4 separate regions of the Homo sapiens genome follow, and regions 2, 3 and 4 are each linked to region 1. A link is a loop called in an ENCODE intact Hi-C map of the cell type or tissue named here. Cell type or tissue: MCF 10A. All regions are shown on one strand. Each heading gives the region's core, and the rest is flanking DNA. Links, peaks and the distances in the headings are about the cores only. Region 1 overlaps PGBD5 (piggyBac transposable element derived 5). Region 2 holds the start of LINC01682 (long intergenic non-protein coding RNA 1682). Region 3 overlaps LOC105373162 (a long non-coding RNA gene). Region 4 has its middle 24 kb from the start of ABCB10.

Region 1 (8,083 bases), core at 1,912-6,911:
GATTACAGACGTGAGCCACTGTGCCTGGCCTTGGTAATTTAAAAAAAAACAAAAAACAAAACAAAACAAAAAAACAGGTTGTGCCAACAGCAAAATGGGAAAGGCAAGGATGTTTATTGACAGTCATCTACAATGACGGGAGTTTCACTCGTTGGTATCACGGGGACGACATCAAAAGCATCTGTAAGTAGAGTTGATACAGCCTTCCAAGGGTGTATCCCCAAACCTCACCTCTAGCCCAACGTGAAGCATCACAAACAAGTCAATGCTTTTACAGTAAACATCCCTTAGTTTACTGAGAAAGAAAAATTTAAAGTCTGGGGCAAGGACACTTAAGCTTAAACAGTTGCAGGTTGATGGAACCTTTGTAACTGATGAAATCTATGGACTTCTTGCCAGAAAGAAAAAGAAAGTCACATATACATACACAAAACAATATTTTCCTTACAAGTGGAGCCCTGAATTCCTGCCCTACAGAAGAAATAATGATTTTCCTGCCCATGAGGCCCTTCAGCACTGGGGCTTAATCCACTTTTTTGACTCGTATCCAACTACTCCCCCCACCACCCAACCCCATTCATTCATTGGCTCCCTCCCAACACCTTAGCTCACTCCCTGTCTATGTCGAAGGCCTTCCCTCCCTCCACTTTCCTGGCTGGCTCAGCTTCCCTCAAGTCCTAGTTGTCTTCTGGTCACCCCCCTGGAACTCACCGCAGCACACTCTAGCCAATCATTTCTGCCTCTGCCTGGGTCTTACTGGTCACGGCATGCTGGCATTCAGGAAATAGTTAAAGCTGCTTCTTCCTTGAATGACTAACCAGGTGAATGAAAATGAATGACAGCAAGCAACTAATTGTCATTAAACAGTTAATAGAAGAAAGTTCATCTATGTTACCTTTGGGGATAGTTTTAAATAAGAGAGGCTTAGAGAGTGAAAGCAGAGAGGATCTAAGGTTGGGGCAGTGGTGGTAAGTGTCTCTTTTGGGTAGAGAGGATGCTCAGGGTCCTTCAGATCCCATCAGGGGAAGCAGTGCCTGCTGCCTGGGGTTCCTTCCAGCAGGCACTTGATCACAATGTCAATCAAGTCTACTGTCTGCAGGAGCAAAGGAAGAATCCATTATTTGTAACTCACCCCTCCTGTGGGAGCCAATCCTCAGATAATGCAGAAGCCCTGAGGGGTCCCTCTATCTGGGCTGCTATTTCTTGGCAAGATTCACCTGGACCATTCTGGAAAGAATGCTGTTTGCCCTCGTACCAAAAAAACATTCAGAAAGAAAGATGCACCATCCTCCCTGCAAAGTCCTCTTGGGCTAACCACCCTGGGGCCTGTTCCTCGCTCTGTCTGCCTGGCGTTTAGACCTGTGCAAAGGCAGAAGAACCTTGTGATTTACTTGCAAGAGCCAAGCAGTGACTGGAGGAGTCTAACATCCTGCTCAGTGGCCAGCTGCCAGGTGGCCAGCAGCCAGGTCGTGTTTCCTGATGTCCACTCCCTATTGTGGTACAGTCTTAGTCATCACACCTAGTCAAAGCCTTCTGGTCTGACTTGGAGGCAGTGCCTCCTGGATAATCACTCGGACGCAGACAGTCAGCTTTGGGCCCGCTGGGTGTGCTGTACCCCTCTCCCGAATATCTAGCGAATTCTCAGCTCCTACTCTTGAACCAGGAGATTTGCAGGCATTAGTGAATCACTAAGTAGCAAGTGTTCCTTATTACCAAAAGGAAGGATGGACCCTCCACAAAGAGGGGCAGCTGGTGGCACACACAGATTTAAGAGGAGAGGGATTTCTTAAGGTTTAAGTGATCTTGAACCCTGCAGGGCTAGGGGTGGGGAGGCGGGAGGAAGGAGGGATCCAGGACTGGCTCCCGAAATCTACTCTGCACCTCCCAGCAATCCCAGGCCCTAGAGGAGGTGCTTTCAGTGAGGACTCTAGTACCTGGGTACTCCAGTTCCTGATGTCTCACAAGGACCCTGGGAAGAAAGCTAGGCAGGTATTCTTAGGCCCACTGTATAGCAGGGGAAATGAGGCCCAGAAAGGCTGTTGACTCCTTTAGGGTGCAGAGCATGTGCGGTGAGGCTGAACCTGAACTCAGGGCTACAGATGCAGTCTTGAGCGTGCCACCTGCACGCCCAGGTCGTCCAGGTATCAAAAGGCAAGTGCGAAACCCTCGGGGCACCACGAAACACTGGGAGTCAGCACTGTGGCTTGACAAGGCCCCAGGCCGCCTGTGCTCCGTGCCCCATGGTTTCTTGGGCATGGCCAGAGTCACCAGAAGCGGTGCGGGTCCTCGGAGAGCCCTGCAGCCCCCAGCCCGGCTTTGCTTCTCGCCATCTCACAGCAGTCTGTGGGTGCCGCCAGTCTCCCGCACATGCCACCACATTGGCCAAGGAAAGGCTCGCAAGTGAGACATGAATTCCCCAATTAAGCTTGCTGGAATTGTGCCCCAAAATAAAGAAATTAATTAAAGTCTTTTTGCCAGCATCAACTGGGCCGGAGGTGGGCTTGGACGCCCCATCTTGGAGCTCACGCCTCCTTCTGAGAGCGCATCCTTAGCTCCCTGGCATCTTGTGCATTGGAGGCAATAAAGGTCCAAGGCAGGGAAGACCTCAGAAGCTTGGGTGGCTCCACTGTGTCCCTGCTGCCTGTTGGTGACCCACAGCGTCCTATGGGTCAGGGGAAGGCTAAGCTGTCCCGGGTCAGGAGGCACAACCTCCTTACCACCTTGACTGTGTCCCTGCAAGTTAACCAATGACACAGAACAATCCAGATGTTTGTTGGGTGTAGTGGCGGGAAGAGCCATTTGCTCCTAGATATTTTCCAAAAGAGAGACGAGTCACGTGGTCTGGGAGACGGTGTGATGCTGAGGAAACATGGGAGTTTTGGGTTCAAATACTTCTGGGTTCAAATCCTGACCGTCCTTTACTTAGGGAGGCGTGAGCGTGTTTGAGCGTCACTATTCTCATTTGTAAAATGGAGAGGAAGGCATAAGGGGTGAGAGACAGGGCTGCCCAGAAACCTTGCTCTAGGCCAGAGGTCCTCAACCTAGGCCTCGGGTGGAACCCAGGCACCCGCAGTGATTCCAACATAGAACAGCTGTGGACCAGACTGTGGTGGGTCCTCGGAGTCACCTGGCAGTCCCTCTTGTCAGACCTTGCTCCAATCTGGCCTCTCAGGGAGCGTGGCTACACCAGCCTGCTGCTCCCCACTCCCCGACACTCCCCAAATCCTGCTCTATGTTTTCCTTTTCCGTAACACTCGGTGTCCTTTAAAAGATTCTGCTGAGGCCGGGTGTGGTGGCATACGCCTATAATCCTAGCACTTTGGGAGGCCAAGGCGGGTGGATCACCTGAAGTCAGGAATTCGAGACCAGCTTGGTGAACATGGTGAAACCCTGTCTCTACTAAATATACAAAAATTAGCCAGGCGTGGTGGCACGTGCCTGTAATCCCAGCTACTCAGGAAGCTGAGGCAGGAGAATCCAGGAAGCTGAGGCAGGAGAATCACTTGAACCCGGGAGGTGGAGGTTGCAGTAAGTCGATATCGCGCCATTGCACTCCACCTGGGGGGACAAGAGCGAAACTGTCTTGAAAAAAAAAAAGATTCTGTGACCCTTTTTGTGTTTATGGTGCTCTCTCCTCCTGTGGAACGTAAGCTCCATGAAGGCAGGGGCCTCTGTGTTGGTGACTGTCCCCAGAAGTGCCCGGCCCCTAACAAGTACTGGTAAACACTGGCTGGAAGCCGAAATGTGGAATCAGCAAGCCCCTTTTCCATTCCTGTCCCCATCACTTTACGGTGCTATAGTCTCCATGACTTTGCTTATTGTTCTCTCCCCTTGCTCTGGACCAGCAGAGACCTCGTCTGTCTTATTTAGGGCAGTGTCCACAGTGCCTGGAACACTGTCCACTCCAAACTCCGAAGGCATTTGTTGAACGAATGCGCTATTGTGTGCAGGGGACGGAGGCTCATAAGGTGTCCTCTGCTGCCCTCTGCTGGGCAGCCATGGGAAAGGCTTCATCTCAAAGAAGGTGGACAGTCCGAAAAGGGGGAGGGTGAAAATTTGGTTTGGGAGCAGGTTGTTAATTACATATTTTTCGTTTTAACTCTGTTAAAATCAGACAAATCTGCCTACACCTTCCCACTCTCCTAGGCCCTTCTTCATTCCATCCATGCCAGGACAACAATCCTGGATTTTTATTTTTATTTTTTTTAATTAAGATAATTTTTAATTGATATCTAATAGATGTACATATAGTTTCAGGGCATCCTGGATTTTGAAGTATTCCATCCTGTTAACTCCATGAACACACTTATTCTCGCAGGCACTGGCTCTCCTTTTTGGGGTTGGACTCCCCTCTCCTGGTCTCTCGACGTTTGCTTTGCTGGAGGGTGAGTGTGAACAGAGCCGCTACCAGCATTGGGCCTCACTCAGGCCGCATAAGGTCAGACTGCTGCTAAGGGTTGGGGCGACTCAGGGAAGGACAGCTCTCCATCTTTTTCTAGTTCCTGGGACTGAGGAGAGTGTGAGAGGGGGACAGAGAGGGTGAATCAGCCACAGCCTAACTGGGAAATGCTTGGCACAGAAAAATCTCGTGTCCAGTTACCTTTGGCTTCTTCGGGATCGAGAGCCTCCTCCCTCCAGACTGGTTACTGTTCCTTTAGGCAGGTTTCTTTTTTAATTTTTAAGTTTTAGAGGCAGGGTCTCACTGTGTCTTATCTAGGCTGGAGTGCAGTGGCGTGACCATAGCTCACTGCAGCCTCGACTACCTGGGCTAAAGTGATCCTCTTGCTCCAGCCTCCCCAGGAATTGGAACCAGAAATTTTTAATGTGTATAGACTTCACATTCTCTTGCCTGGTACTGTCAGGGTGGTTTAACCTGGGCAGAATTTTCAGACTCATGTCTATTGGCCCAAGATCCTCCCAGTGACAAATCCCTGAGCTTTTTGGCTCTAAATCAGCTAGTGTCACGTGGGTTTGTTCCAAAAAACGAGTCTACTCATTCTGTAGAATAACATCCACACCTGACCTCTCTCTGGCCATGTCAGTCTCCCATAGCAATTACTTTTAAAATATTCTGCCCCAGAGACAGAACATGATTCATGTATCCCCATTTGTGGTTGGGAAAATACGGGCTTCATTCCTTGATTAATTTTTACATACTATTATCACTCTGGCCACATGAGATATTGCGTTTGTGTCTCTCCCACTATTTGACAGCCCTTGATGGCAAAGACTGTCCTTGCTTATACCCTTAGTGTTTAGCATAGTGCCTACTGATTTGGAAGAGCTCAATTAAAGTGTTTTGAATGAATGACTTAGTCCACTTGCCCTGTACTATTCTTCTGCTCAAACTAGAACATGTTTGTCTTTTTTTGTGTGTATTCCTGTGCATGTCCCCAAAGGCCCACAGCCCTGGGAGATGGTTCTGTTTTTTTGTTTGTTTGTTTTTGTTGTTGTTGTTATTGTTTCAAACAAACAGCGTCTTGTTTGGGCTAAAGTGATCCTGGGCTAAAGTGATCCTTCAGCCCAAGCTGAAGTGCAGTGGTGCAATCAGTGCTCACTGCAGCCTTGAATTTCTGGGCTTGAGCGATCCTCTGCCTCAGCCTCCCAAGTAACTGGGACTGCAGGCTGCAGGTGCATGCCACCATGCCCAGCTAATTTTTTTTTTTTTTTTTTTTTTGGAGACGAAGTCTTGCTCTGTCACCCAGGCTGGAGTGCAATGGCGCTATCTCGGCTCACTGCAACCTTTACGTCCCGGCTGCAAGTGATTCTCCTGCCTCAGCCTCCCTAGTAGCTGGGATTACAGGCGTGTGCCACCAAGCCCAGCTAATTTTTGTATTTTTAGTAGAGACAGGGTTTTGCCATGTTGGCCACGTTGGTCTTGAACTCCTGACCTCAAGCAATCCACCCACCTCAGACTCCCAAAGTGCTGGGATTACAGGTGTGAGCCACAGCACCCAGCCCAGCTAAATTTTTAAATTCTATTTCTCAGAGACAGGGTCTCACTATGTTTCCCAGGTTGGTTTGGAACTCCTGGCCCCATGTGATCCTCTTGCCTTGGCTTCCCAAAGTGCTGGGATTATAGGCATGAGCTACTGCGCCCCAGCACCACTGGGAGATGTGATCAGCATTCAGTCAATGTGGCAGGGAAGGCTGGGCCCTGGGATCAGTAAACTAAATCCCATTATCCTATTCATCTATAAACGGTCTTTTGAATCCTCCTTGTTGGAGTTTTTCCTCGTTATGGATGTCTCTACCCTCAAAATGTCTTGGATACAAAAGGTTATGTCCTCACCCTACTACCGTTGAGAGGGGAAGGTCCCTGTGCACCGTGGGAACCCTGAGGCTGGAGAACCTGTATGCCAGGTGATGGGCTAGGGGACGGGCATCCAGAGGGGGACATCTGGGGACATGGATTATCTGTGCTCAGCAAAGGAATGTGGGGGAGGGGAAGAGGAGAAGGGAAGAAGAGAGGGAGGAAGAGGAGGGAGGGAGAAAGAGAAGGAATAGATATTTGTAAAGGACAGAGTCAGAGGCCATGAAATGTGGAAAAGAAAATGAGGGGAAATCATATAAAAGATAGTGGTAAAGGGAAGGCTCTGATTTTATAAAATAAATCATTACATCAGGGATAAACACAACAAAAGTAAAGGTAAATTTAGTGCTTACTAAAGGGTCTGCAAAGATTTGAAATCGTTAACATTTTAAGAGTGTTTGAAAATTATTTTTGGCTTGTAGAAAAACAAGGCATGTTTGTTATAATGTGCTGTAAAAACACTTGAATTCCTATGTTAGATGGAGAAGCACAAGCTTCTCAAAATCTTCTCTGTTTTGTAGATATGGGGTCTCACTATGTTGCCCAGGCTGGTCTCAAGCTCCTGGCCTCAAGCGGTCCTCCTGCCTTGGCCTCCTAAACTGCTGGGATTGCAGCTGTGAGCCACTGTGCTCAGCCCTCAAAATCATTTGTGATTAAAAAAAAAAACAACCTTGGAAAGTGGGATCCGTCATCTCATTTTATACAGAGATTTTCTACGGTAAGAAAAACAATGTCCACATTGTGACTGTCAGGATAACGCTGCTAAAGCCAATATCGTGCCCTTTTTGTTTTCGTTTTGAACTGCAATCATGAAAGCATCTGACTGGGTGGTATTTGCTGGCAGAGCTGGGGACATGGTGATCGTCCACAGTCACGAGCGGGCAGTTGCAGCTCTCCTGGGGTCCTTGGCATTCTGCACACACCAGTGCTCTTGAACATTGCTTCCTCCTGTTCCAGCTTCTGACAAGAGCGCTCACCCCAGATTCTGGAACCTTTTGAGGAGTGCGAGGAGAATGGTGGAGGCCCTTAGGGCTGTGGTAATAACAGCAGCCAATACAGGCTGCAGCTACAGGCTGCAGAATCCAGTCTGACGGTGGAGGGAAGATGGAAGGGGAGACGAGGAAGACCGCTTTGGGGATCCCCTTGACTTTTCCCAGGATCGGGGGCAGGGTTGAGGAAGCTAAGGTGTTAGCACAGGCCTGAACCCCCTGAAGACCCCCCTGCCCTGTCATTCCCTCTTCATCTTCCAGAGAGCCCGGCGGTGGGTTTCTCAGGCCTGGCCGACCTCCCTTGCTATTCATTTCCAGCAACAGACCCCATCATACTTTCATGAGCGTCCTGTCCTGTATCCTCCCTCCCTCATCAGCCACCCACAAAGAAAAACCACCAGAGAGAAGCAAACAGATGTATTTGACTGTATTTCAAAGGCAGTGACTGTAAACAAACTTGGTTGAAGAAATAAGAACCACATGACAAAATGCTTGAATTAAATCTTTTTTTTTTTTTTTTTTTTTTTTGCCACATTTCACATTTGAGAACCCAGAATTCAGCTCCTGTTATACAAAATTTGTAAAAATTTATTGCCTTGGCGTAAAGTGACAATCATGCCTTGGCGTAAAGTGAAAATCTTCACAGAAGGGTATGCTTTGTGTCACCAAATGGGGGTGCAGCTGTGTGATATCTGTGCAGTTTGTGATAAAATTAAAAATTTTCTGTGAAAGATTCTTAACTGGAAATTGGAAGGGAAAACAAGAAGAAACAATGTAATGT
Region 2 (8,083 bases), core at 988-5,987, 420 kb before region 1:
GCTTAGGAATCAATATTTTTGCTTTGGAACGCATCAAAAGGATACAATGTTGGGATTAGCACCTAAATAATCAGGGGACAGGCAGAGTATATGGGACCCCAGTAGAAACTAGAGTGGCCATTAGTTGATAACGGCCAAAACTGAGTGATGAGCAAATCGGGTTAATTTTACTATTTTCTCTGCGTACTAAGCATTGCGGGAGGGACTGAGTAAAGTGTCTCTAAAAGGGACATAAGTATTGTCTTTTTCCCAAACAGTCAGCAGAGCTGTTGCCATCAAGCATTATGAAATGTGGGAAGCAAAGGGCTGGAAGAATCTCGAAAAGTCGAATCTCCCCACTGCATGCTGGCATCATCACCATAACCACTCTCATCGAGAGGATCATCTGTTGGGGGCAGGATTTGCTCTTTTCCTGGGCTTACTAAATAACCAGCAGAGGGAAACACACAAGAAAGTTTGGCACATTGGATGTTTCCTCAGGCTCAGCACAACCAGCTCCACCTGCCCAACATCACACGAAGAGAGTCAACACTGCAGGACCTGACACAGGCAGGGGCCAGCCACCCTGGTGTTGGCAAGCAGCCCACCCAGGAGACAGAACTCCAGGTCTGCCTGATGGTTCACATCATGTGCAGGGCCAGCGGGGGGCAGTGGCAGCAGAGCATACAAACACACTGACTTTGGGGAGGTGCAGACTTAGCACCAAGTCTGATTTGGTCATTGCTGCGGGCAGGTTGTCAAATCTCTGGGAGCCTCCATTTTCTTACCTGTAAAATGAAAATAATAATACAGTTGAGCATCCCTACTCTAGAAATCCGAAATCGAAAATGCTCCAAAATCCAAAACTTTTTGAGCATCAACATGACACCACCAGTGGAAAATTCCAACCTGGTTTCATGTGACAGGTTATAGTCACAACTATGTTTCATGCACTAAAGTATTTAAAATATTACACAAAATCACTTTTGGGCTATGTGCTGCATATAAGGTGTATATGAAACATAAATGAATTTCATGTTTGGACTTCAGTCCCATCCCCAAGATATCTCATTATATATACGCAAATATTCCAAAATCTGAAAAAATCCAAAACACTTGTGGACCCAAGCATGTCGGATAAGGGATATTCCACCTGTAATACTGCTGGTGTCCTGGCTTGGGAGGATTTCTGGAGGTGGTGCACAGGAAGCATTTAGCAGAGGGTCTCATGCATGAGGAATGGGAGTTATTCTTCTTATGGAATCTGCTCTCTGGCTCTCGGGCCTCCCTGGAGCAGAGGCTGCCCAGTCTCTGTCTGCAGCCCCATCTTCCACTTCAGTGTGCTCCAGCTTCAGTGTGCTCCAGCGGACTCTGGGGCCCAGAGCTGCATCTCTTTGCCTGAAGCCTTTCTCTGTAGCCACAGAAGGTCATTCTGCCCTCAGGCAAGGCAGTCCAGGAGGAGAATTAATGAGAGAAGCAATCTTTGAATCCTGCACGGAAACACTGAAGCTTCTCCCACCCACAAGGTATGTGTGTTCTGCTGGCTTCCAGCTCCCTGTGGCATTAGGCTCCTGTTACCCACAGCCATGGCTGCTGTGATAACACACCCTGTACCGGCCACATCCCCTTTCCTGTCTCATTTCACTACTCCCCTAATGATGTTTTCCTTTACCTCCCAAGGAAGCAACATGTGCTTGTGTCCTTTCCCAGGGATTGCTTCTGGGGGTAACTCAAACTAAGGCATTGCCCACTACCCGCCACGTTCTCCCGATTTCTTCAGCATCTCAGGCTCCTCACTCAAGCTGACTTCAGATCTCATGTCTCCCTCCTCCTGCCCTTTTGGTGGTGGCCGCTGTGTGCCATGGCCAGATATCCAGTGGAGGCCCCTCATCACAGCTGTGGCAGATGTGAACTGCGTGTCCCTGCCTTAGGTGCAGCCTGCGTGGGGTTCCCCACCACGGTCTAAAGCCTCTGAGGTGCTCCCTGCATTCCTGCAGGTAGGCTGAGTTTCTTGAAGAAATGGGGAATGTGCTTCTTTCCCCCAGCTCCGTCATCTGGATTCTAAAGCAGCCCACTTGGACCCAGCCCAGACCAACCCTACAGTCTCCTGTGGTGCTAGCTGGCTCAATAATGTATCTTTATTTGCCCCATCCACCTCCCAAATAAATCACTGTGCTCAAATCTTTGCCTTGGGATCTGCTTTGGGGGCCCCCCAAACTAAGACAGCTAGAGTTTGAAGGGGTCTTGGTAGCAGAGTTTTGTGGGATTCTGCTCTTGGATCCTTTGCTGCTCAGAGGGCAACAAGGCCCCGGTTTTCGGTGGTAAGTGGGTGGTGATGACCCCTTGGCATGCATCGTGACTGTTAAGAATGTCTTCACTTGGTGAATAAGCTACTGCAGCTCCACCCAGTAAGCAGCCGGAATGCCAGGGTGGATGCGGGTCTTTGGTACACTGCTCTCTGATGCTGCGGCTAGGAATTCCCACCTACCACATTTCTGCCCTGCCAGTGGCTCCCAGTTAGGCTCTGGGGCGGGGGGCAACGGGAAGCTGGAGGAAAACTGGAGGCTAGAGAAGAAAGAAGGGACATGCTCCTTCTCATCTCCTCCCTTCCTCTGGTGTCAGGCTCATCCCAGCAATGATGCATCACCTTTGCACTCACAACACTTGGTTCCAATAGCAACAATTGGTTCCAGTTAATGGCTTTGCCCAAACCAGCTTCATGGCACCCCTCAGGGATACAAGCACCAGTTAGCTGGTGCCCTCTACTTAGACAAAACTCTTTCCTGTGTGCCCCCCAGTACTGGGATGAGAGCTGCATCCTGCCGTTACCATCTCTGTGATACCTCAGTGAGGGTGGCCAGCAGTCCTGCTCTGCCTGAGACTAAAGTTTTTCCCAGAGCACAGTGCTTTAAGTGCTAAAACTAGAACAGTCCTGGGCAAACTGGGATGGTTGTTCACCCTATCTCAATGTGCCCATTTAGACCTGTCTGGTTCCTCAATTCTTGGTATTAAATTCTCTCTGTAAAAATAACTAATGTGGTTTAAAACTCCTGGCTGGGCTGGAGCCTGGTTGATACAGGAAGAAGTGCAGGTGCTAGAGGACGCACCAGCTTGTGCAATAATATCACTAGCATTTGAGAGCTATGGTGGTGACAGCACATACAAGTGCGGTGGAGATGATTGTTAGGTGCATCAATGCCCTGAAGGGAGAAAATAGGCCAGGCTGAGTCAGCTAACAACCAAAGTAAGCACAGAATTAGAAGCCAGAAAATCTCTATGACAGCATGTAACAGCTAGAGCCAGTCCTAATGCACTGCCAAGATAGTGCCTTACAGCTTGCAAACAATAATGACCTCCTGTTAATGCCAAAACTGCCTTGGCAGCAAAAAGGGTAGAATGTCTAGCAAGGTAGGCATACAAAAATAGATTTATTATGTAAGACCAGAGAATCTACCAATTAACAAGGCTCTGTAACTGGATGGCACATCCTGCTGAAAATTAAGCTTATGATCTGATAAAAGAATAGCAAAGTCTGAATTTGTGGCTCCAGCAAATGTTCTGTGTCAAAGTCAAGGGGCTGATAAGGAGGAAGAGACCTGAGGACCTGAAATGAGGACTTTCAGGTAGATGTGCTTGAGAACCTTCAATCCTCAGATTCCCTGGAACTCTCTCGGCTTGCAGAAGTGGCCCACTTCCCTTGTAGAGAGAAAAAGCCTTCCCTTACCCCAAGACCATACAAAGCCCTCACTTGAGGCAGAGGCTTTCTGAGATGATGAGTACCCTTCTCAAGATTTCCTCCACCAGCCCTCACAGCTTCTAGACCAGGGGTCAGCAGACTTATTTTGTAAAGAGACAGCAAAAAATTTAGGCTTTGTGGTCTGTACAGTGTTTGCCATAATGATTCAACTCTTCCATTGTATCACAAAGGCAGCATAGACAATATGTAAATGAATGGGTATTTCAATAAAACTTTATTTACAAAAAACACACAATATTTGACACATGGGCCATAGTTTGCCAATCCCTGTTTAGGCCAATAATTGGTACATGCCTTGGAATGCCCGATGAGAGAATTACTGTCATCGTTTCAGAAAGGGATGTAACATCTAGCTAATGTGTACCAACATGACCCAGGAAGACATGTTTGGGGCTGAATTTTGAGAATGCTGGACTGAAGGAGAGTTTATGGATATGTGGGCTGTCTCCTGTGGCTCAGGATGTAGTGTCCTGGCAAGAACACCTAAGCCAGTCCTGATGCACTGCCAAGATAGTGCCTTACAGCTTGGAAACAATAATGACCTCTTGTTAATGCCAGAACTTTGCAGCAGAAAGGGTAGAGTGTCTAGCGAGGTAGGCATACAAAAATAGATTTACTATGTAAGACCAGAGAATCTGCCAATTAGCCAGCTCTGGGAGAGCCCAGAGGGTTTGCTCTCCATTAGCAATATAAGGAATACGTCAGTGAGGTGGCCATCAACATTGTTGAGAAACTTCCGGTGATTGACCTTTCTAGGCTGCTATGGGTCTGGGCTCCCTCTTAGTGTCATTGGGTATGATGGGATTCAAGAAGGGCACAGCACAGTTGGCAGCACTTACCCATCAAAGGCAAAGTAGACAAATGATTGTAACAGCAGCAAAGTTAGAAGGACAATCTGGGTTCTTATCTGCAGGAATCAGGGAGTAGTAACTAATAGACTGTGGTGTTCCTAGCAGTGAGACTGGAACATATTGTTTGAACTATGTAACTAAAGATCAAAAGCTGATGAGCAGAAGGCTGATGTCAGCTGCTGCAATGAAAAATCTTGATCCCTTGCCCAGTTTCCAGACCTGAGCCACTTATCAGACCCAGAGCCTGTATTGAAAGAGAGGCTGGGTACCCCTGAGAAATGACCTTGTATTGCCACATTAAGCATACACAGTAGTGATACCCCCTATCTATTACCAAAAAGATCTATGGACATTTCTTCTGAGGACTCAGATCTTTGAAGAGCTGTGGACACAAGATCTGAGCTAAAGCTGACACGATGGGACCAGTGCCATAATAACACCCTCTGTTGATATGAGGAAAGTCCTGGCTTCAAATCAGTCTCATAGTGAGGCCAATGGATCTATGCCCTAGCTGCTGTTCATTTTCCTGGTCTCTGAGTTCATAATCGAAATAGACATACTTAACAGTGGGAGAACCTGTTATAAAATAAGAGCCATGATGCTACGAAATGCCTAGTGGAAGTTCTCAAAAATTCCTCACCCCAGCCAAGATAGAAAATCAGAAATACTGCCTCTTTCTGGATTAGAACGCCACCCTCCAAGGCTCAAGGAAGGCAGACTTTATGGTGGTCCCCATCATATCCCTAAATAATTTACTAGTCCCACCACACAAAAATGAAATGGTGCATTGCAGATGAAGATGGACTACTGACAAATTAACCAAGTGGTAGCCACAGTTATGAGTGCTGGAATAGATCAACACGACATCTATCACCAAGTATAATAATCTGCCAGAAGCATTTTCTCTCTCTCTCTCTCTCTGTCTCTCTCTCTCTCTCTCTCTCTCTCCTTGAGACAAGAGTCTCGCTCTGTAGCTCAGGCTGGAGAGTGCACTAGCATGATCTTGGCTCACTGCAACCTCCGCCTCCTGGGTTCAAGCAATTCTCATGCCTCAGCCACCAGAGTAGCTGGGATTACAGGCACGTGCCACCATGCCTGGCTAATTTTTGTATTTTTAGTACAGACGAGGTTTCAACACGTTGGCCAGATTGGTCTTGAACTCCTGACCTCAGATTATCTGCCCACCTTGGCCTCCCAAAGTGCTGGGATTACAGGCATGAGCCACCATGCCTGGCCATGGCAGATGCATTTTCTTAAATTTCTATTAGGAGAGAGGATCAGAAGCAACTTGCCTTTACTAGGAATAGAAAACAACATACATTCACAGCATTGGCCTAGAGCTCTGTGAATTTCCTATTGTTTGTCAAAATACAATTCAAAGGACTTTGGTTGTCTAGATATTCTGCAGAACATTCTGTTAGTCCACCATATTGAGGACATGATGGTAAGCAAACCCAGTTAACAGGAAATGGTAAGTATTCTGAATACCCTGGTAGGATTTATATGCATCAGAGCGTAGGAGATACACTCTAAAATCTTCAGGGACCTGCTACTTTGGCAAAGTTTTTAGAGGTCCGATGATTAAGGGCATTTCAGGATAGCCCCTACAAGCTGTAAGACAAAGGCATAACACTTTTTAGAACACTTCAGATTTTGAAGATAGCATATACCACACTTAGAAATACTATTCTAACTCATTTACTGGCTTCCAGTTTTGAATGGGACCCAGAGAATCTAAAAGCTTTCCTTCCTCAGTGAATTGACACCTTTATGTAATGTTACTTTTGATCCCTGGTATTAATTCTTTGTTCCAGAGTCTACTTTGTCTGATACTAACAAAGTTACTCCAACATTCTTTTGATTGGTGATTTCATAATATATCATTTTCCATGTTTTTACTTTTAAATTTTTTCTTTATATTAAAAGTATATTTCTTGTAAACAGCATACAGTTTTTTTTAAAAAAATTCAATATGACAATCTCTGCCTTTTAATTTGGGTGTTTAGACCATTTACATGTGACATACGTATTGACATGGTTTGTATCAGTACAAATATTTATAATGGTAGATTTAAATCTACCATTTTGCTAGTTGTTTTCTATTAGACTCACATGTTTCTCGTTGCCTTTTTCTTCTTTTTTTACCTGCTTTTCAGATTAAGCATTCTATGTTTTCATTTTAGCTCTATACTCAGTTTATTAGTTATACTATTCTTTTTATTTTTAGTTGCTTTAGAGTTTACTGTGTACATATTTATTTATCACAGTCTAACTTCAAATATTATGCCATTTCATTTGAAGTGCAAGAACTTTACAAAGTATACTGCCATATGTTTTCTTATTGTTGTCATAAATCCTAGAGTAGAGTACTTTGTGAGCATTTTTGCTTTAGGCCAGTGATAGGCACACTGATTTGTGATTGTGCCAATTCCAGCCTGCCACCGGTTATTGTAAATAAAGTTTTATTGGAATATAGCCATTTGTTTGCATGGCTGCCTTCAGGCTACAATGGCAGAGTTGAATGGTTGCAATAGAGACCACGGGCCCACAAAGCCTAAGGTATCTACTATGTGGTCCTCTATTGAAAGAAAGTTTATCAATCCCTGCAAATAGTCAAGTATTTTTTAAGGCAATTAGTAATAGGCAAAAATGACCTTTATATTCACCATTTCTGAAGTTCGTTTCTTTGTATAAATCTAAGTTTCTGACTGGCATCATACTCCTTCTGTCTGAAAAACTTCCTTTAATATTTCTTACAGATGAGGGCTGCTAACAATGAGTTCTCTCGGCATTTATTTGCCTGAAAAAAGTCTTTATTTCACCTCCATTTAAAAATGTATATTTGTTAGGTGTGGAAATCTCTACCAACAGAAAATGTCTATCAGGACTTTAAAAGCCTTCCATTGCCTTCTGGCTTCCACTGTTTCTGGTCTCTTCCAACCAACTGGCATTTTAGCTGACTTTGCCTTACCTGCTTGTAAGGTGTCTGTGCTGGTCTCCCCTGCTCTGACACTGATGAGCCTGCCCTCATGCTTCCTGTCTTTGGAGGGGCTTGTCCTTCTTTGGAATTCTAGTTGCTTAGTTGCCCTGTGATGTCAGTCCTCTGATGAGTTCAAGGAACATTATCATTTTGTATTTCATTTGTCATATTCTTGTTGTTAGGGTAGAGGTGATATACTTTCTAACTCTCTACATAGAAGTGGAAATCAATCTAAGATTTTTAACAAAATGATTTAAGGCAGTCTTAAAGAGTTAAAGAGTTTGGTCCCAATACAAACGGAGTTATTTAACTCATTCAAACATTTAAAGTAAGATTTATAAATTTAATATATTTTATTTCCTTGTTTAGGTACTTCAATTGCCTGATGGCTAAACCAAACCTTTTCAGATTTCTTAGGTAATTTTCATAAATTTAATGGATTACAATTATAAACAGAATGAATCCAGGTCTTTCTAAATGTTCCCATACTGTTTATAAACTTAAATAATTTCAAAT
Region 3 (8,083 bases), core at 1,935-6,934, 470 kb before region 1:
CCCGGGAGGCAGAGGTTGCAGTGAGCCGAGATCACGCCATTGCACTCCAACCTGGGTGACAAGAGTGAAACTTCATCTTAAAAAAAAAAAAAAGATAATCAAAAGAAGAAATTGGACAACAAAGATGAAAGTACAACAAAGAAAGTGAATTTCACCTGCTGGAAGTGAAATTGAACATGATTAAATGATTTGAAAATAACAACAAGAAAGCAAAGTTAGGAGAGACCAAGGTCTGCATGAAACTACTCTATATAAATTGTATATTAAAAGTTCAGAGAATAGAAAAACCAAGAAAGTGGCATCAGCAAAAAATTTAATGTTAATGGAACTCTCCGAGATATTCCATGACATTGAAAGCACTGAGGATAAAATATTGGAAACAGATCCAGACTTATAAAGGAGTAGGATGCTTTGCCAAGGCATAAAAAAGAGGCTCACTCAGTATTGTAAGCTTTATGATAAGAAGAAGGCAGCCACTGTTCAAACACCTCTTAGTATTTTTTTTACAAAGAAATAAAACACTTTAATTTTGAATGTTTCTAATGTTTAAATTATAGTGTACTAAATAACTATTCGTTTTACTAGCTTTTAATTTCCCTGTCTATTTATAACTGACAGCAGGGGAGTTTTTAAAAGCCGTAAGACAGTAATAATTTCTCCCATTGATTACTGAGATGATGGCTTTGCATGGTTTCAGCGACTTGCATGGTCATTTTTCTGGTTTGGCACTACCAGGTGAAGTATATACTTGGATCACAGGGTATTTGTGCATAGGTGAAGCAAGACTAATCATCACGATTTGTAAATTATATCAATTATAAGTAATATGGTCCTTTTTTAAAAAAAAAAAAAAGGGAGAGGTTTCTGGCTCTGCGTGCATGTGTGTATGCGTGTGCGAGCATGTGCGTGTGTGTGTAATTCGAAGTTGGCAACTGGCCTTTCTGTCTGCTGAATGCTGAATGAAATTCCCATGAGGCCCTACTCTCTTTTTGAGATTTCCTCTAATTTCTAGGGTGCAGGCTGGTGCAGAGTCTTACATCTTTCTGATCTCCTTTGCTTCTGCGATTCCATCTTCCTCAAGGGCTGCCTCAACCACTGCTTATGATATGGATTCAGCCCCTTCTTTTATTTCCACAACATGGAAGTCACTTACACCAGGCTTTCCTGAGCTCAGCAAACTTCATTGAGGATTGCGGGGGTGTGGGGGGAGGGGGCATGAAGAAGTCACATAATGAAGTGCACAGCTTTGTGCCATTCCACTCGTCCCCCTCTCTGTTTTCCCTTCCCTCTCCCTCGCCCCTCTGGAAACAATGAATTCCTTTCCCTGGGATATTTACAGGATCTTCCCCCATTGGCTCTCAGATGTGGGGGTAATTTGGGACTCTCTCAACTTTTAACTATGGCAAGTATTTATCTAAGCATCTTTCCAACCAAAGTCAGGTATCTTCTGAAGAGCAATTCTGGTGCCAGCTATTATGTTAATAAAGTTTTATATATAGACATATACGTATAGGTATAGAGAGAGTACACATAAGAAAGAAGAGAATTACATACATGAAAATGTTAACACTCAGTGAGTATCTCTGGGTGGTCAGGATTATAGATGATTGTTATTTTCTTCTTTTTACTTTTCTACGATAAACATATTTTATAAAATGTGCACAATGCACATATATTAAATTTTAATAAGAAAAACATTATTAAAATAGTTTGTGAGCCATCCCTGACAAAGGCAAGGGCACAAGGAGCACGGAGGAGAAGGTCTGAGTCGGCCAGGGAGCGGGAGGGAACACCAGAATAGGGGACTTGGGGAGGAAACAATGAAACAAAGAAATGGGAAAGGAACCAGATCATCACTTGAAGGTAACATAATTTGGCTCCATTGTGTTCCTGCTTTAGGAGGTTGACTAACAATTACCATGATAATTATAACAATTTCAGGTTCCTCTTCTGCACACTGTACTTTCATTATCCTCCAAGGCATTGTGCTTGTTCCTAACATCCTGCTACTACAAAAGAAGAAGTCTAATACGTGCATCCTTAATTTTAGCGAGAGCCCATGCTTGGCTCCGATACAATACCATTTTCAAGTTGCCTGCATATGTTAAAATGAGAATTTTATTGTCCCATCCCACCACAACCCATTCAATCCCGCAGTAGTTTTTAGAAAGACCAATCATTTGGGACCAGAAAGAGCAATGCGTCTTCCCAAGGATACGATGCACCCACCTTCCTTCTGTCCGGTACCTCACCACACCCCGTCTTACTCTGGGGCTTTTCTTTTCCTTGCAACTGAGAACTACAGTTCTCTCAATTTTTATTCAACTTGGGGGTTGTCACCAGTGTTGGCATGACTCCAGCATTGGGATTTAGAAAGGGCAGGGAGCTGTTGAAGGGGAAGGGGCTGGTAATCGGGTTTGGGGATGGTAGAGGACAGGAACAGGCTCAGCAGCATCTCTCCAGCCCCACAACCCCACAAGAATTAAAGGGCGGTGAGCAGGGTGGCATGCAGTCATGATGGAGGGCAGCTGTTGGAGGGGATCACTGAAGCCCCTAGTGGCTGTGTACATAGTTATTTTACTTTTGACTCTCTCAAGTCTTCCCGTTTAACACAAACAGAGGCAATTATGACAAAGTCAAAAAATAACAGATGCTGGTGAGGAAACAGAAAAGAGAATGCTTGTACACTACTGGTGGGAAGGTAAATCAGTACAACCCCTATGGAAAATAGTATGGAGATGTTTCAAAGAACTAAAAATAGAACTACCATTTAATCCAGGAATCCCACTACTGGGTATCTGCCCAAAGGGAAAGAAATCATTATATCAAAAAGATACCTGCACTCATATGTTTATTGCAGCATTAATCACAATAGCAAAAATATGGAATCAACCTAAGTGTCCATCAATGGATGACTGGATAAAGAAAATGTGATGAGTGTGTGTGTGTGTGTGTGTGTGTGTGTGTGTCTGCGTGTGTCATGGAATAGTACTCAGCCACAAAAAAGAATAACATATCTTTTGCAGCAACATAAATCGAACTGGAGGCCATCATCTTAAGTGAAATAACTCAGAAACAGAGTCAAATACTGCATGTTCTCACTTGTAAGTGGGAGCTAAATGTGTATCCAAATGTGTACATGTGGAAATAGAGTATGGAATAATAGACATTGGAGACTCGGAAGGGTGGGAGGGTGGTGGAGGTGAGGGATGAAAAAGGACCTAATGAGTACAGTGTACACTGTTGGGCGAGGGTTACAGTGAAAGCCCAGACTTCACCACTACACAATATATCTATGTAACAAAGCTGCACTTGTACCCCCAAATCTATTTTCTAAATATTAATTAGAAAACACAATAAATCCTTCCCTCTTTAGCATTCTGACTCTTCCCATATCCCTCTTTCCTTATTACATTTCTTATATAATTCCTGGCTGGGTGTGGTGGTTTATGCTTTGGGAGCCAAGGTGGGCAGCACTTTGGGAGGCCAAGGTGGGCAGATCACTTGAGCTCAGGAGTTTGAGACCAGCCTGGGTAACATGGTGAAACCCAGTCTCTACTAAAAAAAAAATATATATATATATACATACATAAATTAGCCGGGCATGGTGGCACATGCCTGTAACCCCAGCTACTCGGGAGGCTGAGGCAGGAGAATCGCTTGAGCCTGGGAGGCGGAGGTTTCAGTGAGCCGAGATTGTGCCACTGCACTCCAGCCTGGGCCACAGAGTGAGACTGTGTCTCAAAAAAAAAAAAAAAGAAAAGAAAAGAAAAGAAAGAAATTCTTATACAATTCCTTATTAAATTATTTCCTTGTTAACTTTCTTAAAAGGGAGATCCACACTTACTGACTCATTCCTTGCCTCCGGTTCACTCCTCAAACAAGTCCTGTCTGGATTTGGCACCCACGGCTTTATGCACTGATGAAATTAGTTTCGCTGAAGGCAGGGCTAATGTCCTGTTTTCTAGCCCTCATCCTGTTTCAACTCCTTGCAGTAGCTGATATCACTTTCACTTCTTCCCTCACACGTTCTTCTTTCGCAGATTTCCCCACTTCTTGATTAGTGGCTCTGCTGCCAACCTCCAGTTGTCTGAGCTATAATCCTTGGCAATCTCCTCAACTCCTTCTTTGCCAATATTAGACATATCTATAGAATCCATCCTCTTTTTTTTTTCTATTCCTAGTGCTACTTTCTTAGTTTAACTTGGCACATTCTTCATCTGAATTGTCTACCCTCTGGTCAAACCACTATTTTTAGCTGTGTATTATTATTATTGATTTCTAAGGTAGTTGCATTGTGATCAGAAACCATGGTTTGGATAATGCTTTGAAATTTGTTCTTTGTGTTTTATTGTTCTAGTATGTGATTAATTTTTATGAATGTTCCATATATACATGGAAAAGCATTTGTATTCTTGAGTTGTTGGGTGCTATGTTTCATATGTCTCCAACAGATCAAGCTTGTTCAAATGTTCTATAGCCTTATTGGTTTTCTGTCTACTGAGAGAGGTATGTTAAAGAATCTCACTGTGATAGTGTATTTGTCAACCTCTCTTTGTAGTTTTGTCCATTTTTACTCTATGCTCTTTTCTTTCCCTTAGATCCAGGGACAGACTGGATAATCTATGTATTCTGAAGTTATGTTATAAAGGGCATAGAAGTTTGGAATTATTATTATTATTATTATTTTTGAGATGGAGTCTCACTCTGTCACCCAGGCTGGAGTGCAATGGCACGATCTCAGCTCACTGCAGTCTCCGCCTCTCAGGTTCAAGTGATTCTCCTGCCTCAAGCCTCCCGAGTAGCTGGGATTACAGGTACCCGCCATGTTGCCTGGCTAATTTCTGAATTTTAGTAGAGATGGGGTTTCACCATTTCAGCCAGGCTGGTCTTGAACTCCTGACCTCAAGTGATCCGCCCACCTTGGCCTCCCACAGTGCTGGGATTACAGGTGTGAGCCACCATGCCCAGCCCGGAATTATTAAATCTTCTTGTGATCTTTATTTTTTTATCTCTTTATTGCTGATAATGCTTTTCTCCTTAAAGTCTGATATAAATGTCATGATGTCAGCTTTCTTTTGGTTAATATTACCTGGTATATCTTTCAGTGTTACTTCGTTTTCACCCTTTCTGGGGTTAAGAGGTGGTGTAATACAAAGGCTAAATGTATGGGCTCTAGGAGGGGCCTTCCTGGGTTCAAATCACACTCTCATTAGTTATTTAATCTCAGGCAAATTATTTCACTTCCTTATGATTAACTTTTATTATTATTATTATTTTTTGAGACAGGGTCTCACTCTGTTGCCCAGGCTGCAGTGTAGCTGCATGGTCACGGCTCTCTGCAGCCTCAACTTCCCAAGCTCAGGCGATTCTGCCAACTCAGCCTCCCAAGTAGCTGGGACTATAGGCACATGCCACCACGCCTGGCCAATTTTTGTATTTTTTTGGAGAGATGGGGTTTTGCCATGTAGCCTAGGCTGGTCTTGAACTTCTAGGCTCAAGCAATCAGCCTGCCGTGGCCTCCCACAGTGTCCTTATGATTTACTTTTCTTATCAAAACAGTCTCTGTCTCACTGGGCTATTGGGAAGATTAAATAGATAAATACGGCGTAGTCAGAACAGAACAGTGCTTGGCACATGGTGAGGACCACGTAAGTGTTTACTCATTGTGATTAGATACAGCTCTTATAGATAGTGTATTGCTGGACTTAGGAAAACAAGAATGATAATCTTTGCTTATTAGTTTAAGAGTTTGGCCCATTTACACTTGTTTCAATTATTGATATAATTTTATTCATTTATATAAGAAAAATAAAAAAACCATAATTTTAAAATAATTTTATTTATTCATATGATTTTATTTTGTACTCCTGTCCTATCTTGTCTCTCCATTCCCCCTGCCCTCATCCTTTCTTGTCTTTTATTGGACTGATTGAATTATTCTTCTCTCATTTCACTTTTTCCTCCCTCTAAAAGTTTGAAAATTATGCATTTTAGTTCTGTTATTTTGGTGGTTACCCTAGATATTTTAATATCTATATTTAACTTGACAGAGTCCTCTAGAACAGTAAAAGGACCATAAAACACTGTACTGTTAGTCATATCCCTCCAGGATTATGCTGCTTTTGTCTAGAATTTCGTTTCCAGCTTGAGCTTTTTCTTAATCCTACAAATTGAGTATCATTGCTATTGTTTGATACAGTCAGTAATTACTTAATTTTCACATGGCTGCCATTTCTTTGTTCACCATCTTTTTTTTGCACCTCCGACCTTTTGGTGGGAGGGATCATTTTCCCTATTCCTAAATGCTGTCTTATTAAAGAAGTTCCTTTCATGAGAATCAGTTGGTAACAGATTCTAACAGTTTTGGTTTATCAGTATATGTTTTTACTTTGCCTTTGTCCTTGGAAGAGTGGCAGGAGTTTCAGTGCTTCCTGAACATTCACATGCTCTTCCCCTCCCCTGCAACATCTTCCCTTGCAGCTGGGTGGAGCCCTGTGAGTCACTCTGGCTGATGGACTGGGAGCCGGAGCCACAGGTGTCATTTCTGGACTGAGGCACAGTGAGCATCTCCAGCATGACCCTTTAGCTCTTCTCCTTCTCTGGTGATTCTGCAGGCCATGTGTTGAGATGGTGGAGCCTCAAGATGTAGGCAGCCTGGATTGATGAGTCACTCACTGTATGGTACACAATGTCCTGGAGAGTCACTTGATTAATAGGAGATTTTGGACAAACATAAAATAAATCTTTGTGTAAAAAGTCGGTGATATCTTGGCTCAGTTGTTATTAGCCTATGCAGTCTCGTAAAACCAGAACTTTCCCTTAGGATATTGAAAATATTGTTGTATTGTTTTCTGGATACCATTACTGCTGTTGATTTTATGAAATTGTCATTCTTTTTGTTGATAATCTGCTTTTCTTTCCATCGACTTTTAGTGCTTTTAGTGTCTTTGGTGTGGAGGGAAGGCATGGCAGGAGGCAAATCTCCAAATTTTTCTTGGCCAACCCAGCTCTCTCCCCTCTTGCCTGCAATTCTCAGAGAGAAGGTACTGAGAATGCAACACCCTGAGATAAGCAGGAACCATCTGAAACAGGCTGGGATTTATCCATCCAGGACATCTTCCTAGAACAGGATATCCTGCAAAGCTTGGGCTCAGCAAACCATGTTGCCCCTGGGGTATAAAAACCAAAACACAGCCCTTTCAGGGTCTCTCGGCTGGGATGCGAAGTGAGGCACGTGTAGACAAGACTCCATCTGCCCTGGGCAGCTTTCCTGAACCCGAGGGACTGGTTTGCCATGGATCCTCGGCTTCTGTTTATCTTTGCTGCTCACCTGTGAGTTGTAAATCTGCTTTGCCTGACTTGTGTGACAGTTCCATCTCACCAGACTCACTGGGACAGCCGGGCTAGTGCAAAACCTCCTGCTAGACCTGGAAGCCTGCCATATCTAGGAACCTTAGCAGAAAATGCAAGGACTTTTGAGTGTTCCTCTAGGATTAGCAACAGGTACACAGTGTTCCCCTCACAGGGATTGATACTGATGTATGTTATTCTGCTTCACAGGCACTGTTTAGAGTTTTGCAGACTGAGTGTTCATTTCTTATTGTTTATTGTTCTTGAGATTCCTTGGTGTTGCTGAATCTAAGGATTGGTGTCTTTCATCAATTCTAGAAATTTGTTGGTCATTATTTCTACAAAGTGTGGCTTTTCTCTGCTGTTTCTATTATGTTCTTCTGATGTTCTAAAAACATATATTTTGGGTCTTCTTTCTTGGTGATTTATTTCCGTTGATACCTCTTTTTCATGTTCTCTGTTTGTCTCATTTTGTGTGCTATTTCTTAATATTTACTTTCCAGTTCACCAATTTTCTCTTTGAATCTGATACGTTATTTAAGTCATTCATTGAGTTTCTAATATCAATTATATTTTCCCTTTTTAGAAGTTTTGCTTGGTACTTTTAGGATCTACCTAGTGATTTTATAGTCTTTTGTTCTTCACTTAGATATTTTTCTGAAATTCCCTGGTATTTCTTTAAATGTAATAATAGATTTTTTTTTTTCTGTATCTGATGATTGCCATACCT
Region 4 (8,083 bases), core at 1,022-6,021, 730 kb before region 1:
AAAATGTCCCAGAGCCCAAGAATCTATTAGCATTTGACTATAGCTTTGTTTTAGCTTCACATTGATTGTAATCTAAGGGCAAATCTGCTGCCACGGTGTGGCAGCAAAGAAATGAAAGGAAGTGTCTGGCAGCGCAGGGGAGAAATTGTGTTTCCTCCTTCTCCAAAGGTTCACCTTTTCTATTTCACCTTCATCATTCATAAGAAGGTGAAAGGATGCCAGGAGCAAGGCGGATCTACGGGACTTTTGAAAAGAAATGTACTGACCTTTGGCTGTAAAAACTGTGTCATGAGAACAGAAAGCCCTGAGAGAAGAAGTCAGAAAATAGAGAAAAGGGGAAGGGAAAATAACTCCTGGCCTGCCTCCAATTCATTTAAATATTGCTCAGAGCTCAGCAGAGCGGGATGAGAGACACTGGCAAGAGGCTGTGCTGCAGTAAATGAGAGAATCTCAGGTGTCCTTATAATGGCCCTGTTATGGATCGCAGCTTGGATGAGCACTTCACATAAATGCAAGGCCATTTCAGGACTCCCCAGCTGCAGTCAGCAGGCCCTCTGTATGCTTTGGCGTCTGCAGCTGGAAGGAAGCCTGCACAGCTCCCTTCTGTCCTCTCATTGTTCACAGGACAGCCATTCATGGGATCTATGGCGCACTCTGTGCTAGGGCAGAATGCCAGGGAAGAGCTGCCTGTCTTCAGCGCCCTTGCTGGGAACCACACGCCAGAACCCGACCCTGCCATGCTTTGTGCTTCAGGCAGCAGGACCCCACCCCTAACAGAGTCTCAAGTCAGACACTAAGCGATGATCACGACTTGGGAACTCAGCCAGGAAAGAAAAGACATACAGCTTGAAAACAATGTGGGAAATGGCTGAGAAAGAGAGGAAGATAAGAAATAAAGAGGGCTCTCTGAAGAGTGAGCTGAACTTTGGTTGTGACAGGTTCTCAATAGTACCAAAATCCATGAACTTTTTTTTTGAGGATTCAAAAAAGTTTATAATTAAAGAGAAATGCTTCTAATTAAGGAGACAGTTTTCTGTCTTTTGGGAGATGGGGTTTGTTTGTTTGTTTTTGATTTCTCTGTTATGCCTTTATATAATGAGCCCTTAACAAAGGTAATGATCATGAAGTAGATTACTACATGTACAGCACACTATGTTTCTGGGCATTTACTTATAGCTTGATATCTCCCCAAATTGCTTTACCTTTTTCTTCTTAGCTTGAGCAGAAATTACAGTATCTTGTCCCTCATTATACTTACCTATGGTTTTATTTATTATTATTTTTTCAGTTGGAGTTGCACTCTTGTCGCCTGGGCTGGAGAGCAATGGCGTGATCTCGGCTCACTGCAACCTCTGCCTCCCAGGTTCAAGTGATGATTCTCCTGCCTTAGCCTCCTGAGTAGCTGAGATCATAGGCGCCTGCCACCATGCCCAGCTAATTTTTGTATTTTTAGTAGAGACAGGGTTTCACCATGATGGCTGGGCTGGTCTCGAACTCCTGACCTCAGGCGATCCACCTGAGTCAGCCTCCCAAAGTGCTGGGTTTACGGGCATGAGCCACCACGCCCGGCCTATTCTTCTTTTTTTAAATCTAAATTTTATTTTTAGAGACAGGGTCTCACTCTGTTGCACAAGCTGGAGTGCAGTGGCACAATCATGGCTCACTGCAGCCTTGAACTTCTGGGCTCAAATGCTACTCCCACTTCTAACTCCTGAGTAGCTGGGACTATAGGCACATGCCACCATGTCTGGCTATTTTTTAATTTTTTTTTTCTTTTTTTTTTTTTGTAGAGACAGGGTTTCATTATTTTGCCCAGGCTGGTCTCGAACTCACGGCCTCAAGCAATCCTCCCAAAGTTCTGGGATTACAGGCATCAGCCACCGCACCTGGCCTGGTTTTATTCTGGGAGGCAAAAGTATTTTACCAACATAAATTTATGAGCCATCGGAACAACCTGTGAGTTAATTCAGATTTGAACTTTGTTTTATAGAAAGTCACAAACTTTGAAATATTGATAAATCCAGTAATATTGGCTTAATCAAGAAAGAGCATTTTATGGCATGGAGTAGGTAGGCATTAAAAATTGCCTTTCAAAAAAATTTTGGATACACTTTTATGAGCATAAGTCTCATTTTAAAAAACATCAAAAGAAACAAGAATAATTCAAAACACAAAAGTTGGTGCATTGAGTTAATATTTGCGACCCTCTTCCAATAAATTCATCCTTAAAAGTCCTACAGACAGTTGAGCTGAAGTCTCCTCAAAGTCAAAAGGAACCCAGACTGCAGTTTTGTTTCATGAATGAATAGCTATCTTTTGCCACACATTCATTTACTCAATCATTCAATAAGCATTATTGAATTACTGCCAATTATAGGCCGTTGCATCTTACTTTTTCAATTTTGGGGGGTAACGACTTTATTGAATTCACATACCATACAATTCCTCTTCTTAAAATGTACAACTCGGCCAGGCACAGTGGCTCACGCCTATAATCCCAGCACTTTGGGAGGCTGAGGCGGGCGGATTACCTGAGGTCAGGAGTTCAGGACCAGCCTGATCAACATGGCATAATCCTGTCTCTACTAAAAATACAAAAATGAGCTGGGTGTGGGGGTGCATGCCTGTAATCCCAGCTACTAGGGAGGCTGAGGCAGGAGAATTGCTTGAACCTGGCAGCCAGAGGTTGCAGTGAGCCGAGATGGCATCATTGCACTCCAGCCTGGGCAACAAGAGTGAAACTTGTCTCAAACAAACAAACAAACAAAAAAGTACAACTCAATGGTTTTAAATATATTCAGTATTGAACAAATATCACCAAAATCAATTTTCATTACCTCAAATGACCTTCCAAATTTAACGTTTTCGCAAGGCAAAATTGCTGACTTTCCTATATTTTTAGTAAGAGATGAGACTTTTCACTTACTATTTCTAAGTTACATTATGGTGTCATTTGACTATTAAAGTTTAACCCTCTTAAATGCTACTTCAATTATTTTCTTCCCTCAGACTTGAATTTAATTTTTTATATGATCTAAGGAAGCAGAGGGTTTTACATAATAACTACATGCATACCTATGAAGGGTGCTTTATCTTTTCTTCAATTTTTTATCCTGGGAAAATATAATCACATACAAATTACCATTTTAACCATTTCCCTTCATTTTATCACTTGATTTCTCAAAATATCACAACTCTCTCCACCTCCCAAACCCACTGTCAATTTAGACTGAGCATCTTCTTGCACAGCCAAAAGCAGAACAAAGCGTCAAGGAAAGGAGGGAGCTGGACTGCAGCTTAGCGGAACCAGAGGCCAGGTCCGGTTGTGCTCTTGAATCCCTGCTGCCCAGCAGAGCGGCTGACGTAGCTGGTGACTAGAGGAGTGAATACGGTGGTGGATCTCAGCCAGGAAGGTCGGGAAGGAGAGCAAAATCCCAGAGAGGACCCAGTCAAGCCCGGCAGGCTCTCCTTCCTCCTGCACTGTTCTGGCACAGTTCCACCTCTATATTTTGAAGAAGTTCCTCCAGATGATTGCGTTATTGTGAAGCAGGAAAACATTAATATTGAGTATGTGCTGTGGGTGGGGCCTATATTCTTTATGTCATTTACTCTTGCCAACACACCTGGTAGGTATAAATATGTCCACATTCATAGGTGAGCCAACAGGCTCAGGGAGGCCAAGGACTTACCCAATGCCACGGCATATCTCACTCGAGCTGGAATTCAACAGCACATGTCACCTCTCAGGCCTTAGCATTCCATACTCTGCAAATAAACACTGGATCCCTCTCCCTGCACCAGCCCAAACTCAGCAAGCCAACTAAAACACCCTCCCTTCCTCCCTAAAAAGCCCAGCTTTCTTTCTATAGATGTGTGCATTTCATAATATTTAAATTCAGTGTCTGCAATGCTGCAGAGAGTAAATTGTGCATACTATGGTTTTTCCTAGACCAGATTGACAGCAAAGGCTGCTGAGCTATGAGAAAATCAAGTCCAGGCAAAAGGAGTTAGAATTACTGTGATTTTTACCAGACAATAGCCTGCATCAGTTGAGCTCTCTAGAGTCCATCACCTTCTTGTTTGTTTGTTTGTTTATTTATTTATTTATTTATTTATTTATTTATTTAGAGACACAGTCTCACTGTGTCACCCAGGCTGGAGTGCAAAGGCGCAATCTCGGCTCTCTGCATCCTCCACCTCCCAGATTCAAGCGATTTTCTTGCCTCAGCCTCCTGAGTAGCTGGGATTATAGGCACGCACTACCACACCTAATTTTTGTAGAGATGGGGTTTCACCATGTTGGCCAGGCTGGTCTCGAACTCCTGGCCTCAAGTGATCCACTCACCTTGCCCTCCCAAAGTGTTGGGATTTCAGGTGTGAGCCACAACGCCTGTCTCACCCTCTTGTTTTAAAAAAGACTGTTATCAAAGCTCAGTGTTGTGAACAAAGCCTGATGCATAAGTATTAATCTGAGTGAACCAAAATAAGCCACATTGGCTAAAATGAGTGTAGACTGAATGGGCTCATAAGCTTGTTCTTTTATTTACAACCTACCTCCCTGTCTCTTTTCTTTCCTTCTTCCCACATGGAACACTGAGGAAGAGCCTTGGTAATTCAAGGCCAGGCCTGCCCCCAGGACTTCTGACCCCAGTCTACTCCACTGCCAGCCTCTTGTCCCCACTTTGCACACAGCTTATCAGCATTCAGATGGTCCCTACTGCCCTTTCCAGCTTGCAAATAATGGCCTCACTAGTGAGCCATGGAATTAATTAGTGGGTAGTGACCAATATTAAAAATTTTACTTCACAGTACATCTCGCATAGAAATGGTTTATTTATTTATTTATTTATATATTTTTTGAGACAGAGTCTCACTCTGTTGCCCAGGCTGGAGTGCAGTGGCACAATCTCAGCTCACTGCAACCTCCGTCTTCTGGGTTCAAGTGATTCTCATGCCTCAGCCTCCCAAGTAGCTGGTATTACAGGTGCGCACCACTGTGCCCAGCTGATTTTTGTATTTTTAGTAGAGACGGGGTTTCACCATGTTGGCCAGGCTGGTCTAGAACTCCTGGCCTCAAGTGATCCACCCGCCCCAGCCTCCCAAAGTGCTGGGATTACAGGTGTGAGCCACTGCACCTGGCCAGAAATGGTTTTCTTATATACTACCCTTTGTTGAGCCTCATATGTAATTTAAAAATTTGGGGGAACATTTCTGAAATCAGGAGAGAATAGGACTTATAACGGGATGGCATCTTGCCAGAGGGTGGTTGTGACATTTGAAGTGGGTTGTTAGTCCAGGTGGCAGGACTGCACCACTGCCTTCTTCATCAGCTTGGTCAGAAAAATATTGAATGACAATTTAAGGAAGGAATATAAAGCACGAAAGTCTCTGTTAACACCTTCTGCTAAGATCAAGGTTTCGGGGAGCACAGAGAGGAATAGTTAGACACTGACGACCAACTCAAAAAGTTGGACTTGGTGTGAAGAAGTTTTAGGAATACCAATACTAGTGGATTTCACTTATATTATAAAAACAATGTACGGTCTAAAGGAAAGGGCTTTAAATAAGCATAAAATAAGCTGGGTATGCTGGAGTGCATCTGTAGTCCCAGCTACTCAGGAGGCTGAGGCAGGAGGAGTGCTTGAGCCTAGGAGTTTGAGACCAACCTAGACAATCTAGTGAGGCCCTGTCTCTTAAAAAAAAAAAAAAAAGCAAACACAGACATAAAATAAAATTAACTTCTAAGTGAAGAGAAAGCATTCTTCATCATCTAATTGACAGTTTTAAAAAATGGTACATAAGATAACGGCGCATCTTCTAATCAAAGGAGTCTCAGATTCAGTAAACATAGCATATGTGTATGTCAGGACACAGTGTGAAATACATTTGTTACTGTGGGTTGAAGTCTACAAATGTGGGTTGAAGTGGGTTGAAGTCTACAAGTGTGAAAGTCCCTGCTCTAGAACCTTCATTAAAACAAATACATAAAACCAAACAAAACCAATGAGCAGACAGAACAATTATTTCTTGCTTCCATACCACCTTCAGTAATGTCTTCATCTCTGCTCCCCTCAGCTGCCTGAAATTGTCTGCAACCCCAAAACCTCTCTCCACTCCTCATCTCCTTCTTACTCTTTTTTTTTTTTTTTTTTTGAGATGGAGTCCTGTTCTGTTGCCCATGCTGGGGTGCAGTGGTGTGATCTCAGCTCACTGCAGCCTCTGCCTCTTGGGTTCAAGTGATCCTCCTGCCTCGGCCTCCTGAGTAGCTGAGACTACAGGCATGTGCCACCATACCTGGCTAATTTTTGTATTTTTTGGTGGAGTTGGGGTTTCACCATGTTGGCCAGGCTGGTCTCGAACTCCTAACCTCAGGTGATTCACCCGCCTCGGCCTCCCAAAGTGCTGAAATTACAGGTGTGCACCACTGTGACCAGCCTAATGTGGTTAAATTTAAATGAATAAAATAAGAAAATCAGTTGCTCAGTTGTACGAGCAATATTTCAAGTGCTCAGTAGCTACACATGGCTAGTGGCTATTTTGCTGGACAGCAGAAATTACAGAACATTCCCATCCTCATGGCACATTCTGCAGGACAGGACAGAACTCCAGAACATTCCCATCCTCACATCACATTCTACAGGACAGGACAGAGCTGTAGAACATTCCTCTATTGCAGTCACATTCTACAGGAAGGCACACAACAACATAACAGTCCCCTCCTTGCATCACATTCTACAGGAAGGAGCAGACCTGCAGAGCATTCCACAACCACAGCACATCGTACTGGGCTTGCTCTCTCTAGACACTACTTTGCTGTTGCTTGTGTTTTACAAGCGTCTTTTCACATTCTGTAGCATGCCTTCTCACTCTTTTTGTGGTGTCTTTGAGTAAGAGATGGTTTACAATTGAATCCATCTTTCCCTTTTGGTTAGTGCCTTTTCATTTCTTTAGAAATTTCCGGCCAGGCGCGGTGGCTCACACCTGTAATCCCAGCACTTCGGGAGGCAGAGGTGAGCGGATCACCTGAGGTCGGAAGTTCAAGACCAGCCTGACCAACATGGAAAAACCCTGTGTCTACTAAAAATACAAAATTAGCTGAGCGTGTTGGCACATGCCTGTAATCCCAGCTACTCGAGAGGCTGAGGCAGGAGAATTGCTTGAACTTGGGAGGTGGAGGTTGTGGCAGGTGGATTACCTGAGGTCAGGAGTTGGAGACCAGCTTGGCCAACATAGTGAAACTCCATCTCTACTAAAAATAAAAAAATTAGCTGGGCATGGGGGTGGGTGCCTGGAATCCCAGCTACCAGGGAGGCTGAGGCCGGAGAATCGCTTGAACCCAGGAGGCGGAGGTTGGAGTGAGTTGAGATCGTGCCATTGCACTCCAGCCTGGGCAACAAGAGCAAAACTCCGTCTCAAGAAAAAAAAAAGAAAAAAGAAATTTCCTCCTGTTTCAAGGTCACAGGGATACTCTTTTTAGTGCCTCATAGTTTCATACAACCTTCTTCTGTTTTTCTTCCTTTGTTGGCTACTCCTTTCTGACCTCTGAGTTTTAGTGGACTCCAACAGCATACGTCTAAGTTCTCATCCCTTCTCACTCTATCCTGTTATCCTTGGTCATCACATTTATTTGCAAGGCTTCAAATTCCAATTACATGCCAGTGACTCTTGGGGAAGATATTGTGCTTGACTCCAACGTTCACTTTTCCCCCATTATGTCAGGATTGGGGGACTGCCCTCAACTTATTACAAGCTAATATGGCTATACCTTGTCAGGTACTGGTTCAATGACTGAAGGCCTAATCCAAACTGGAGAGGTTTAACGGGCTGCTCTTAAGAGTGAAGAATAGGAAGTGAGCTCACACTCCCCCTAGACATGAATGAGGACTGTCTGGCCCTAGTCACAGTTGGTAGCCCTCTCACAACCATGGGAAAAGCCAGCCACAGAAGAGGGCAAAGGTGAACAGAGGTGGGCTCATAGTGAGTTGCACATGAAACCCACCTGAGCCCTCAGACTTTCCATTATAGCGAACCAGTAAAATCCTTACTTAAAAAGGCCACCTGAAGTCAGATTTCGGTCCCTTGT

Evidence for each region. Peaks named below come from ENCODE experiments on the same cell type or tissue, not always from the same donor. Only the 100,000 strongest peaks of a DNase experiment are listed, where the experiment ranks them.
Region 2: it touches region 1 in a loop (2.5-fold over the local background); 4 of 110 quality-filtered maps call a loop at or near these places.
Region 3: a loop joins it to region 1, with 4 times the contacts of the local background. A loop is called at or near these places in 12 of 110 quality-filtered maps.
Region 4: a loop joins it to region 1, with 4 times the contacts of the local background. A loop is called at or near these places in 2 of 110 quality-filtered maps.

Annotation. Positions count from the first base shown.
Region 1 is chr1:230,306,776-230,314,858 of GRCh38, forward strand. PGBD5 (piggyBac transposable element derived 5) reads right to left here. Exons shown (of 7, transcript NM_001258311.2): 7 at 7,715-8,083. It also overlaps the pseudogene LOC124904587. Among named protein-coding and RNA genes, the nearest start is that of PGBD5, 120 kb to the right of the region's middle. In MCF 10A, for the core only: a CTCF peak has its summit at 4,002 (motif pointing left); a DNase peak (open chromatin) is centred at 3,966.
Region 2 is chr1:229,884,408-229,892,490 of GRCh38, forward strand. It overlaps LINC01682 (long intergenic non-protein coding RNA 1682), which reads right to left and starts at 1,411. Exons shown (of 2, transcript NR_146476.1): 1 at 1,133-1,411. In MCF 10A, for the core only: no CTCF peak of the experiment used is centred there; a DNase peak (open chromatin) is centred at 3,184.
Region 3 is chr1:229,837,468-229,845,550 of GRCh38, forward strand. The region is part of intron 3 of LOC105373162 (a long non-coding RNA gene); the gene reads right to left. Among named protein-coding and RNA genes, the nearest start is that of LINC01682, 44 kb to the right of the region's middle. In MCF 10A, for the core only: no CTCF peak of the experiment used is centred there; DNase peaks (open chromatin) are centred at 3,914 and 6,524.
Region 4 is chr1:229,578,808-229,586,890 of GRCh38, forward strand. No RefSeq gene overlaps it. Among named protein-coding and RNA genes, the nearest start is that of ABCB10, 24 kb to the left of the region's middle. In MCF 10A, for the core only: no CTCF peak of the experiment used is centred there; a DNase peak (open chromatin) is centred at 3,574.